2 separate regions of the Homo sapiens genome follow, and region 2 is linked to region 1. A link is an interaction called in ENCODE POLR2A ChIA-PET data of the cell type or tissue named here. Cell type or tissue: Panc1. All regions are shown on one strand. Each heading gives the region's core, and the rest is flanking DNA. Links, peaks and the distances in the headings are about the cores only. Region 1 overlaps TECR (trans-2,3-enoyl-CoA reductase). Region 2 has its middle 4.4 kb from the start of DDX39A.

Evidence for each region. Peaks named below come from ENCODE experiments on the same cell type or tissue, not always from the same donor. Only the 100,000 strongest peaks of a DNase experiment are listed, where the experiment ranks them.
Region 2: POLR2A ChIA-PET joins it to region 1 with 15 read pairs; 4 of 35 experiments call an interaction of 5 or more read pairs at or near these places.

The regions. Positions count from the first base shown.
Region 1 is chr19:14,547,734-14,553,214 of GRCh38, forward strand. All of the region lies in intron 1 of TECR (trans-2,3-enoyl-CoA reductase), which reads left to right. It also overlaps a transcript of DNAJB1 not described here. Among named protein-coding and RNA genes, the nearest start is that of TECR, 21 kb to the left of the region's middle. RefSeq lists an enhancer at 3,948-4,447. In Panc1, for the core only: no CTCF peak of the experiment used is centred there; no DNase peak of the experiment used is centred there; H3K4me3 peaks cover 305 bases; H3K27ac peaks cover 1,906 bases.
Region 2 is chr19:14,421,068-14,426,326 of GRCh38, forward strand. No RefSeq gene overlaps it. Among named protein-coding and RNA genes, the nearest start is that of DDX39A, 4.4 kb to the left of the region's middle. In Panc1, for the core only: no CTCF peak of the experiment used is centred there; no DNase peak of the experiment used is centred there.

The sequences.
Region 1 (5,481 bases), core at 310-5,309:
CTGCAGCTTGGGCCTCCTGGGCTTAAGTGATACTCTTGCCTTAGCTTCCTGATTATGCTAGGACTACAGGTGCATACCACCTACAGCCGGCTACTTTTGTTTTTTTTTGGTAGAAATGGGGTCTTGCGATGTTGCCCAGGTTGGTCTTGGGTCTTGGGTCTTGGACTCTGGGCCTCGAGGGATCCTCCTGCCTTGGCCTCCCAACCATGTGTGTGTTTAATGGGCATTTCTTTTTTTTTTTTTTTTTTGAGACGGAGTCTCGCTCTGTCACCCAGGCTGGAGTGCAGTGGTGTGATCTCAGTTCACTGCCACCTCTGCCTCCTGGGTCAAGCGATTCTTCTGCCTCAGCCTCCCAAGTAGCTGGGACTACAGGCGCCCACCACCATGCCCAGCTAATTTTTTGTATTTTTTGTAGAGATGGGGTTTCACCGTGTTAGCCAGGATCGTGTCGATCTCCTGACTTCATGATCCGCCCCCTCGGCCTCCCAAAGTGCTGGGATTACAGGTGTGAGCCACTGTGCCTGGGCCTAATGGGCATTTCAAACTTTACATGTCCAAAATGGAGCTTCTGATTTTTCCTCTTGAACCTGCATTTCCCCACCCCCTTGGTGGCAGTTCCGGCCTGTTTGTTACCCAGGCCCTAAGCTGTTTGACTCTGCTCTTTCTCTCATGCCTCATGTCCAAATGTCAGCACATCCCTTAGCTCAGCATTCTAGAATTTAACCACTTCTCATCAGCCTCACTGCCGTTACCAGGCCTAAGCCAGGGGTTGGCAAACTTAATCCAGCTAGCAAAGATCTTAGGCTTTGCCTAAGGGTCTCTGCAGCACTGCTCATCTCTGTCGTCTCTTTTTTTTCTTTTAGAGACGGAGTTTTGCACTGTCGCCCAGGCTGGAGTGCGGTGGTGCGATCTCGACTCACTGCAACCTCCGCTTCCCAGGTTCAAGCAATTCTCCTGTCTCAGCCTCCCAAGTAGCTGGGATTACAGGCACGCATCACCACGTCTGGCTAATTTTTGTATTTTGGTAGAGACGGGTTCACCATGTTGGCCAGGCTGGTCTCAAACTCCTGATTTCAAGTGATCTGCTCACTTTGGCCTCCCAAAGTGCTGTGATTACAGGCGGGAGCCACCGCATCCAACCATCTCAGACATCTCAGCAGCAGTGATACCACTGTGGCAGCCACAGATGACATCCAGTGAGCATGGCGTGTTCAATACAACTCTATTTATGGACACCAAAATTTGAATTTAATTTTCACATATCATGAAATAGGTTTCTTTGATTTTTTTTTTCCATCCGCTTAAAAAGGTAAAAACGTCATGTATTTTTTAAAAGATAAAACAAAAGTTAAAGCCATTTTTAGTCGGTTCAAAAGCCGGCAGTAGACCAGAGTTGCCCTATCGGCTGTAGTTTGCTGACCCATTTGTCTAAGCCATCATTACCTTCACAGAATTATTTCCACAACCTTTAATTGGACTTTTTTTTTTTTTTTTTTTTGAGATGGAGTCTCACTCTGTCGCCAGGCTGGGGTGCAGTGGTGCGATCTCAGCTCACTGCAACCTCTGCCTCCCGGGTTCAAGCAGTTCTCCTGCCTCAGCCTCCCAAGGAGCTGGGACTACAGGCATGCGCCACCATGCCCAGCTAACTTTTGTATTTGTCATAGAGATGGGGTTTCACCATATTGGCCAGGCTAGTCTTGAACTCCTAGTCTTGAAGACCTTGTGATCTGCCCTCCTTGGCCCCCTAACCCGGCTAAGTTTTTAAAAGTTTTTGTAGAGATAAGGGTCTTACTATGTTGCCCAGCCTGGCCTCAAACTCTTGGGCTCAAGTGATCCTCCTGCCCTGGCCTCCCAAAGTGCTGGGATTACAGGCATGAGCCAGCGTACCTGACCTGCACTCAGCTTTTGGCCTCTTTATAAAATACTGTAGGCCAGGCGCAGTGGCTCACGCCTGTAATCCCAGCACTTAGGGAGGCTTAGGCGGGCAGATCACGAGGTCAGGAGTTTGAGACGAGCCTGACCAACATGGTGAAACCCCATCTCTACTAAAAATACAAAAATTAGCTGGGCATGGTGGCATGCACCCGTAATCCCAGCTACTCAGGAGGCTGAGGCAGGAGAATCACTGGAACTCGGCATGCGGAGGTTGCAGTGAGCCGAGATTGTGCCACTGCGCTCCAGCCTGGGCAACACAGTGAGACTCTGTCTCAAAAAAAAAAATAAAAAAAATAAACTATACACCTGCCCCCTTCAACTGCCACTCCCTGTCCCCTTTCCTTTCTTTCTTCTTTCCATGTCGCACGTCACCTTTGAACATATTACATATAGCGATTTATTTCATTGTCACTCTTTCTTTGCCAAGATGTGAGTTCCATGCGAGCAGGGATTTTTGTCTCTCCTTCTATAGCTGAACCCCACAGTCCTTAACAGGGCCTGGCATGTGTCAGTGAACAAACGAGCCTCAGTTTCCTTACCTGCAAAAGAGGATGAATACATTGTAAAGGAGATGATTCGTGTTGAGGATGAGCCTCCGTGCCTGGCTGGTTGTGAGTGGGCGGGTGGTGTTAGCTGCCGCCGCGTGTATAAAGCCTGCCACGTAGATCCCAGTCTAGGCTCTTTGGCAAGCTGAGCTCATGGGGGTGGACTAACCTGTCTGCTGGACTCGGGCAGTCGGGGGTTGGCCCGGATGAGCTCCTCCTGCTCCTCCAGTCAGTTTGTATCTGCAGGGCTCAGCCTCTGGCCCCCTTCCAGCTTCCTGGTCCGACAGCGCCTTCCTGCCCTGAGTTGGAGAGAGACCCAGGTGTCGTCCCCAACTGCCACCCAGCTGTGGGTGCAGGGATGCAGTTCTGGACCATCCCCTGGGGGTCTGGGACCTGGGGAGTTGAGTGTTTGGCCTTTACACTGGAGCTCCTTGAGGGCTGGCCCCAGCGGCCAGGAGTGTCAGTTTTTTGGTTTGTTTGTTTTTTAGATGGAGTCTTGCTCTGTTGCACATGCAGCAGTATAGTGGCGTGATCTCAGCTCACTGCAACCTTCACCTCCTGGGTTCATGCGATTCTCCTGTCTCAGCCTCCCCCGTAGCTGGGACTACAGGCCCGTACCACTATGCCCAGCTAATTTTTGTAGAGACAGGGTTTCACCATGTTAGCCAGGCTGGTGTCGAACTCCTGACCTCAGATGATCTGCCCACCTTGGCCTCCCAGAGTACTGGGATTACAGGCATGAACTACCACACCCGGCCGCTCCTTTTACTTATGAGGACACTCCTTTCTCTTATTAAGTCCACCTTAAATTCAGGATAATGTCATCTTAAGATCCTTAATTATATCTGCAAAGACACTATTTTTTTTTCTTTTTTTGATATGGAGTCTTGCTTTGTCACCCAGGCTGGAGTGCAGTGGTGCGATCTCGGCTCACTGCAACCTCCACCTCCCAGGTTCATAACGATTCTCCTGCCTCAGGCTCCTGAGTAGCTGGGATTACAGGCACCCACCACCACACCCAGCTAATTTTTTTGTATTTTTAGTAGAGATAGGGTTTCATCATGTTGGCCAGGCTACTCTCGAACTCCTGACCTCAGGTGATCCACCCACCTCGGCCTCCCAGAGTACTGGGATTACAGGCGTGAGCCACTGCACCTGGCCAATTATTATATTTTGTGTAGAGAAGGAGTTTTGACATGTTGCACAGGCTGCAGGAATTCCCTAATTCCTAAGCAGTCCCTGTGTTAGATGGTCTTGCAGGCACACCCATTTACTAGTTGGAGAAGCAGACAGGCAAGGCAGGTCTGACACCGCCCCCTGTGGCAGTGCCTCTCAGTCAGCATTGAGGACGCGCCCCTGCTTTTCTAGGCCCATTGGCTGTCTTAGCTAGTGACAGGAAAACATGCAGGAGGCATTGCCACAGCTGTAAACCCTGCCTGGGCCCCGCTGTGGTATGAGTTGCTGATAGACCTTTTGCTCTGGTACAGCCTGGCTGTGTGAGGCTGTGGGGCAGAGGCCAGCGGGCTGGGTCCTCAGGCCAGGCAGAGAGGCTCAGTTCTTGGTGTCTGCTGGAGGATCGCATCCAGGGTGGTGGGTTTTTTGTTTTTTTGTTTTTGTTTTTCTTTTGTTTGGTTTTACCCTTATTTCTTTATTTCTTCCTTTCTTCCTCTTTTTCTTTCCTTTCTCTCTCTCTCTCTCCCCCTCCCTCCCTCCCTCTCTCTCTCCCTCCCTCCCTCTCTCTCTCTCTCTCTCTCTCTCTTTCTCTCTTTTTTTTTTTTTGAGATGGAGTCTCGCTCTGTCGCCCAGGCTGGAGTGCAGTCAGTGGTGCAGTCATAACTCAGCCTTGACCTCCTGGGCTCAAGCAGTCCATCTACCTTGGCCTCCCAAAGTGCTGAGATTACAGGCATGAGCCACCGCGCCTGGCCTTTTTCTTTTCTTTCTTTCTTTCTTTCTTTTTTCTTTTTTTTTTTTTTTGAGATAGCGTGTCTTCTGTCCCCCAGGCTGGAGTGCAGTGGTGCAATGATAGGTCACTGCAGCCTTGACCTCCCGGGCTCAAGCAATCCTCCCAGTCTGGCCTCCCAAACTGCTGGGATTATAGGCGTGAGCCACCGTGCCCGGCCTGCCTTTTCCTTTCTCTGTTGCACATAGCCCTGCTCTCTAGGATGGAGGCATTATTTTATTGTAGGAGCTTTGGGCCTGAGCAAGCTGGGTGGACACTCACATGGGCACTTCCAGGCTACTTACCTTGGGCGAGGGCTTCCTCGTTCCCAAGCCCCAGTTTTCCAAGCCACGTAACAGGCATCACAGTCTTTTTCTTTTCTTTTCTTTTCTTTTTTTTTGAGAGGAGTCTCGTTCTGTCGCCCAGGCTGGAGTGCAGTGGCGCAATCTCTGGCTCACTGCAAGCTCCGCCTCCCGGGTTCACGCCATTCTCCTGCCTCAGCCTCCCGAGTAGCTGGGACTACAGGCACCCGCCACCATGCCCGGCTAACTTTTTTTGTACTTTTAGTAGAGACGGGGTTTCACTGTGTTAGCCAGGATGGTCTTGATCTCCTGACCTCGTGATCCACCCGCCTCGGCCTCCCAAAGTGCTGGGATTACAGGTGTGAGCCACTGCGCCCGGCCCAGTCTTTTTCTTATAGGGCCTGGGTGAGGCCTGGGTGGCAGTCTCAGCATAGTCCTAGGTACAGGGTGAGCATCTGATAGATGTCACGTCTGAATGAAACGGGCGAGATCAGCGTCGCTCTGGGTGGGCCAGTGCTCCTCGGAGGCCCTGAGGGCACAACCGCAGGGATGGGTGTAGGCTGTGGGTACCACTGAGAATGGGGGGCAGGCCCAGGGCTGAGACCCAGGTTCTCCAACTTCCCACTGTGTTTGTCTTGTGCCATATTCATCCTCTATGAATGGCTGTGGCTGCTCGCCCAAGCCAGGAGCTCGTGCGTCCGATGACCATCTTCCAAGGCTGGATTGCTACCTGCTCGCTCGGGGCTCTGCTGGATGGGAA
Region 2 (5,259 bases), core at 1-5,000, 130 kb before region 1:
AATTAGCCGGGCGTGGTGGCGCATGCCTGTAATCCCAGCTACTCGGGAGGGTGAGGCAGGAGAATCGCTTGAACCTGGGAGGTGGAGGTTGCAGTGAGCCGAGTTCGCACCATTGCACTCCAGACTGGGCAACAAGAGTGATCACCTAAGGCCAGGAGTTCAAGACCAGCCTAGGCAACATAGTGAGACCTCATCTCTACAAAAAATAAAATAAAATAAAATAAAAATTAGCCAAGCATGGTGGTTGATACCTGTACTCCCAGCTACTCGGGAGGCTGAGGCAGGAGGACTGTTCGAGCCCAGGAGTTTGAGGCTTCAGTGAGCTATGATTGCACCACTGCACTCCAGCCTGGGTGAAAGAGTGAGACCCAGTCTCTAAAATAAATGAATAACACATTGTAATTAAAGTCAAAGTCACGGCCGGGTGTGGTGGCTCACACCTGTAATGCCAGCACTTTGGGAGGCTGAGGCGGGCAGATCACCTGAGGTTGGGAGTTCGAGACCAGCCTGACCAACATGGAGAACCCTCGTCTCTACTAAAAACACAAAATTAGCCAGCCGTGGTGGCATATGCCTGTAATCCCAGCTATTCGGGAGGCTGAGGCAGGAGAATCGCTTGAACCTGGGAGGCGGAGGTTGCGTTGAGCCAAGATCGCACTATTGTACTCCAGCCTGGGCAACAAGAGCGAAACTCTGTCTCAAAAAAAAAAAAAAAAAAAAGTTGAAGTCACCTGTGCTTCACTCCAACTCCTTTCCTCCCAGTACAGAAACAATGCCCTAAAGAAAAACAGTCGTACTGAACAGTTACTGCACCCACCTTTACAAGAATTACAGTCATGGGGTCACATAATGACACGGACATGTTGAGGAATGTCTCCATAGGCAATCTTGTCATTGTATGAACATCATGGAGTTTGATACAGTTTGGATGTTTGTCCCCTCCAAATCTCATGTTGAAATGTGATCCTTCTTGAGCCCAGGAGGTTGGGGCTGCAGTGAGCCATGTTTGTGCCACTGCACTCCAGCCTGGGAGACAGAGTGAGACTGTCTCAAAAAAAAAAAAAAAAAAAAAAAAGAGGAAAGAGGCCAGGTGCGGTGGCTCACGTCTGTAATCCCAGCACTTTGGGAGCTGAGGTGGGCAGATCACGAGGTCAGGAGATCGAGACCATCCTGGCTAACACGGTGAAACCCCGTCTCTACTAAAAATACAAAAAATTAGCTGGGCGTGGTGGCGGACACCTGTAGTCTCAGCTACTTGAGAGGCTGAGGCAGGAGAATGGCGTGAACCTGGGAGGTGGAGCTGGCAGTGAGCTGAGATAGCGCCACTGCAGTCTGGCCTGGGTGAAAGAGTGAGACTCCGTCTCAAAAAAAAAAGAGAAAAAAGAAAAAGAATAAAACAAAAATAAAGAAGAAAGAGGAAGGAAGGAAGGAAGGGGAAACGAAGGAAGGAAGCCAGGCAGGCAGACAGGTGATCCGCAGTGTTGGATGTGGGACCTAGTGGGAGGTCTTTTTGGTCACAAGGGTAGATCCCTCATGAATGGCTTAGTGACATTTCCATGGTAAAGTGAGTTCTCCTTCTATTCATGAGATTGCTGATCGTTTAAAAGAGCACGGCACTGCTATCCTCTCTCGGTCTGGCTTCCTTCCTGTCTCACCATGGAATGCCTGCTCCCCTTCCCCTTCAACTATGATTGGAAACTTTCCGAGGCCCTCCCAGAAACAAATGCTAGTGTCATGCTTCTGGTACAGTCTGCAGAACTGTGAGCCAAATAAACCTCTTTATAAATTACCCAGACTCAGGTATTCCTCTATAGCAATGCAAACTGACCTAGACAAGGGAACTTAGATAAACCTAGATGGGTCTGGGCATGGTGGTTCATTCCCAGCACTTTGGGAGGCCAAGGCGGGTGGATCACGAGGTCAGGAGTTCGAGAGCAGCCTGGCCAACATGGTGAAACACTGTCTGTACTAAAAATACAAAAATTAGCCGGGCATGGTGGTGCGCACCTGTAATACCAGCTACTCAGGAGGCTGAGGCAGGAGAATCACTTGAACCCAGGAGGCGGAGGTTGCAATGAGCCGAGATCCTGCCATTGCACTCCAGCCTGGGCAACAGAGTGAGACTCCATCTCAAAAAAAAAACCTAGATGGTATGGCTACTACACGTGTAGGCTATGTGGTATAGCCCAGCAGTCCCCAACCTTTTTGGCACCAGGGACCTGAATGATGGAAGACAATTTTTCCATGGACGTAAGGAGGGTGGATGGTTCTGGGATGAAATTGTTCCACCTCAGATCATCAGGCATTAGTTAGATTCTCATAAGGAATGGGCAACCTCGATCCCTCACATGCACAGTTCACAATAGGGTTGAGCTGCTATGAGAATCTAATGCTGTTGCTGATCTGAGAGGAGGCAGAGCTCAGGCTGTAGGTAATGCTCACCCATCACTCACCTCCTGCTGTGTGGCCTGGTCCCTGACAGGCCACAAGGCCAGGGAGGGGTGGGGGTGGGGACCCCTGCTATATAAAGCCTACTGCTCCTAGGCTACCAACCCGGACAGTGTGTAACTGTCTGAATACTGTAGGCAATTGCAACACAATGCTAAGTATTTGTTTTGTTGTTTTTACCTTCATCTTCTTTGTGATGTTACAATGGTAGGTATTTGGATATCTATACATATCAAAACATAGAAAAGGTACTGGGTGTAGTGGCTCACACATGTAATCCCAGAACTTTGGAAGGCTGAGGCAGGAAGTTCAAGACTAGCTTGGGCAATGTGGTGAGACCTCTTCTCTACCAAAGGAAAAAAAAAAAGCTAAAAAGCTACTTCATATAAATTTCCTTTCATTTCCCTTTTTATTTTTCCCATTTACTTTTTTTTTTTTTTTTTTTTTTTTTGAGACGGAGTTTCACTCTTGTTCCCCAGGCTGGAGTGCAGTGGCACGATCTCGGCTAACTGCAACCACCACCTCTCGGGTTTAAGCGATTCTTCTGCCTCAGCCTTCCGAGTAGCTGGGATTACAGGCACCTGCCACCATGCCCGACTAATTTTTATTTTTTTTCAAACAGGGTCTGGGCCAGGCACAGTGGCTCACGCCTGTAATCCCAGCACTTTGGGAACCGAGGCGGGTGAATCACCTGAGGTCAAGAGTTCAAGACCAGCCTGGCTAAAATGGAGAAAACTCGTCTCTACTAAAACTACAAAAATTATCTGGGCATGGTGGCAGGCACCTGTAATCCCAGCTACTCAGTTGTCTGAGGCAGAATAATCTTGTGAACCTGGGAGGTGGAGGCTGCAGTGAGCTGAGATCACACCACTGCACTCCAGCCTGGGCGACAGAGCGAGACTCCGTTTCAAAAAATAAAATTACATGATATAAATAAAAAGAAAAAAATAAACAGTCTGGCTTTCACTCGGGCCATAGTGCCAGGTGAGATCTCAGCTCACTGTAACCTCCACCTCCTTGGCCCACTAATTTTTGTATTTCTTAGAAGAAATGAGGTTTTGCCATGTTGTCCAGGCTGCTCTGGAACTCCTGAGCTCAAGCAATCTTCCCGCCTCTGCCTCCCCAAAGTGCTAGGATTATAGGCATGAGCCACCCCGCCCAGCCTCCTTTACTTTATACATTTTTTCACTTTATATATATATGTGTGTGTGTGTGTGTGTGTGTGTTTGATACAAATGGTATCAGACTGCATCATTTTGTTCCTTTCTTTCTCTTTAGTATCATTAAAAAATAACTAGAAGCTGGGCCCAGTGGCTCCTGCCTGTAATCCCAGCACTTTGGGAAGCTGAGGTGGGTGGATCACTTGAGGTCAGGAGCTCAAGACCAGCCTGGCCAACATGGTGAAACCCCATCTCTACTAAAAACACAAAAAATTAGCCAGGCGCGGTGGCACACGCCTGTAATCCCAGCTACTCAGGAGGCTGAGACAGGAGAATTGCTTAAACCTGGGAGGCAGAGGTTGCAGTGAGCCGAGATCGTGCCATTACACTTCAAACTGGGTGACAGAGCAAGATTTTGTCTCAATAATAATAATAATAATAACTAAAGATGATGCTCTCCCTATGCTGCCCAGGCTGGTCTAGAACTCCTGTCCTCTGCAATCCTCCCACCTCTGCCTCCCAAAGTACTGGGACTACAGGCCTGAGGCACTACGCTTAGTCCTTTTTTTTTTTTTTTTGAGAGAGTCTTGCTCTGTCGCCCAGACTGGAGTGCAGTGGCATGATTTCGGCTCACTGCAACCTCTGCCTCCCAGGTTCAAGCGATTCTCCTGCCTCAGCCTCCCGAGTAGCTGGGACTACAGGCGCCCACCACCACGCCTGACTAATTTTTATATTTTTGGTAGAGACAGGGTTTCACCATATTGGCCAGGCTGCTCTCCAACTCCTGACATTGTGATCCTCCCGTCTCGGCCTTCCAAAGTGCTTGGATTACAGGCATAAGCCACCGCGCCTGGCCTTTTTTTGTATTTTTAGTAGAGACGGGGTTTCACTGTGTTAGCCAGGACGGTCTCAATCTCCTGGCCTCGTGATCCACCCACCTCGGCCTTCCAAAGTGCTGGGATTACAGGCGTGAGCCACCGTGCCCAGCCTACCTTGCAGTTTTCTAGCTTGTCTTTCCCAAGTTTACTCCAGTACCTGCCCTTCAGGGAAGCCTACACTGACTGCTTCCTCTGAAGTGCGACAGCTACCCCCTCCAGCCTTTGCAGTCTGGGATACCTTTCGCCTGATACCTCATACTGTGCCCACTCATTCCTTTCACAAAGACGGACGTAGCACAGGCTCTGTGCAATTTCAGGGAGGAGTAACATGCAAAATAATCAAACAGGGCCAAGGGCCAGAAATGACGTCGGTGTGGTCTAGGAAGATTGCTCAGAAGATGTTACATTTAAACAGATAACTAAATGAGCAAAAGGGGCCAGCCCTGGAAAGATGTGATAGAAAAGCATTCCAGAACAGATAACAGCCAGTGCAAGGGCCATGTGGTTGGAAGTAAGGTGAGACTATTTGTTTTTGTTTGTTTTTTTTTTGACGGTGGGAGGTGGTTTGTTTTTTTGTTTCTTTGGTCTCACTCTGTTGCCCAGGCTGGAATGCAGTAGCATGATTTTTGTTTTTTATTTGAAACGGAGTCTTGCTCTATCACCCAGGCCAGAGTGCATGGCACTGTCTCGGCTCACTGCAACCTCTGCCTCCTGGGTTCAAACAGTTCTCTGCCTCAGCCACCCAAGTAGCTGGGATTACAGGTGCCCACCAC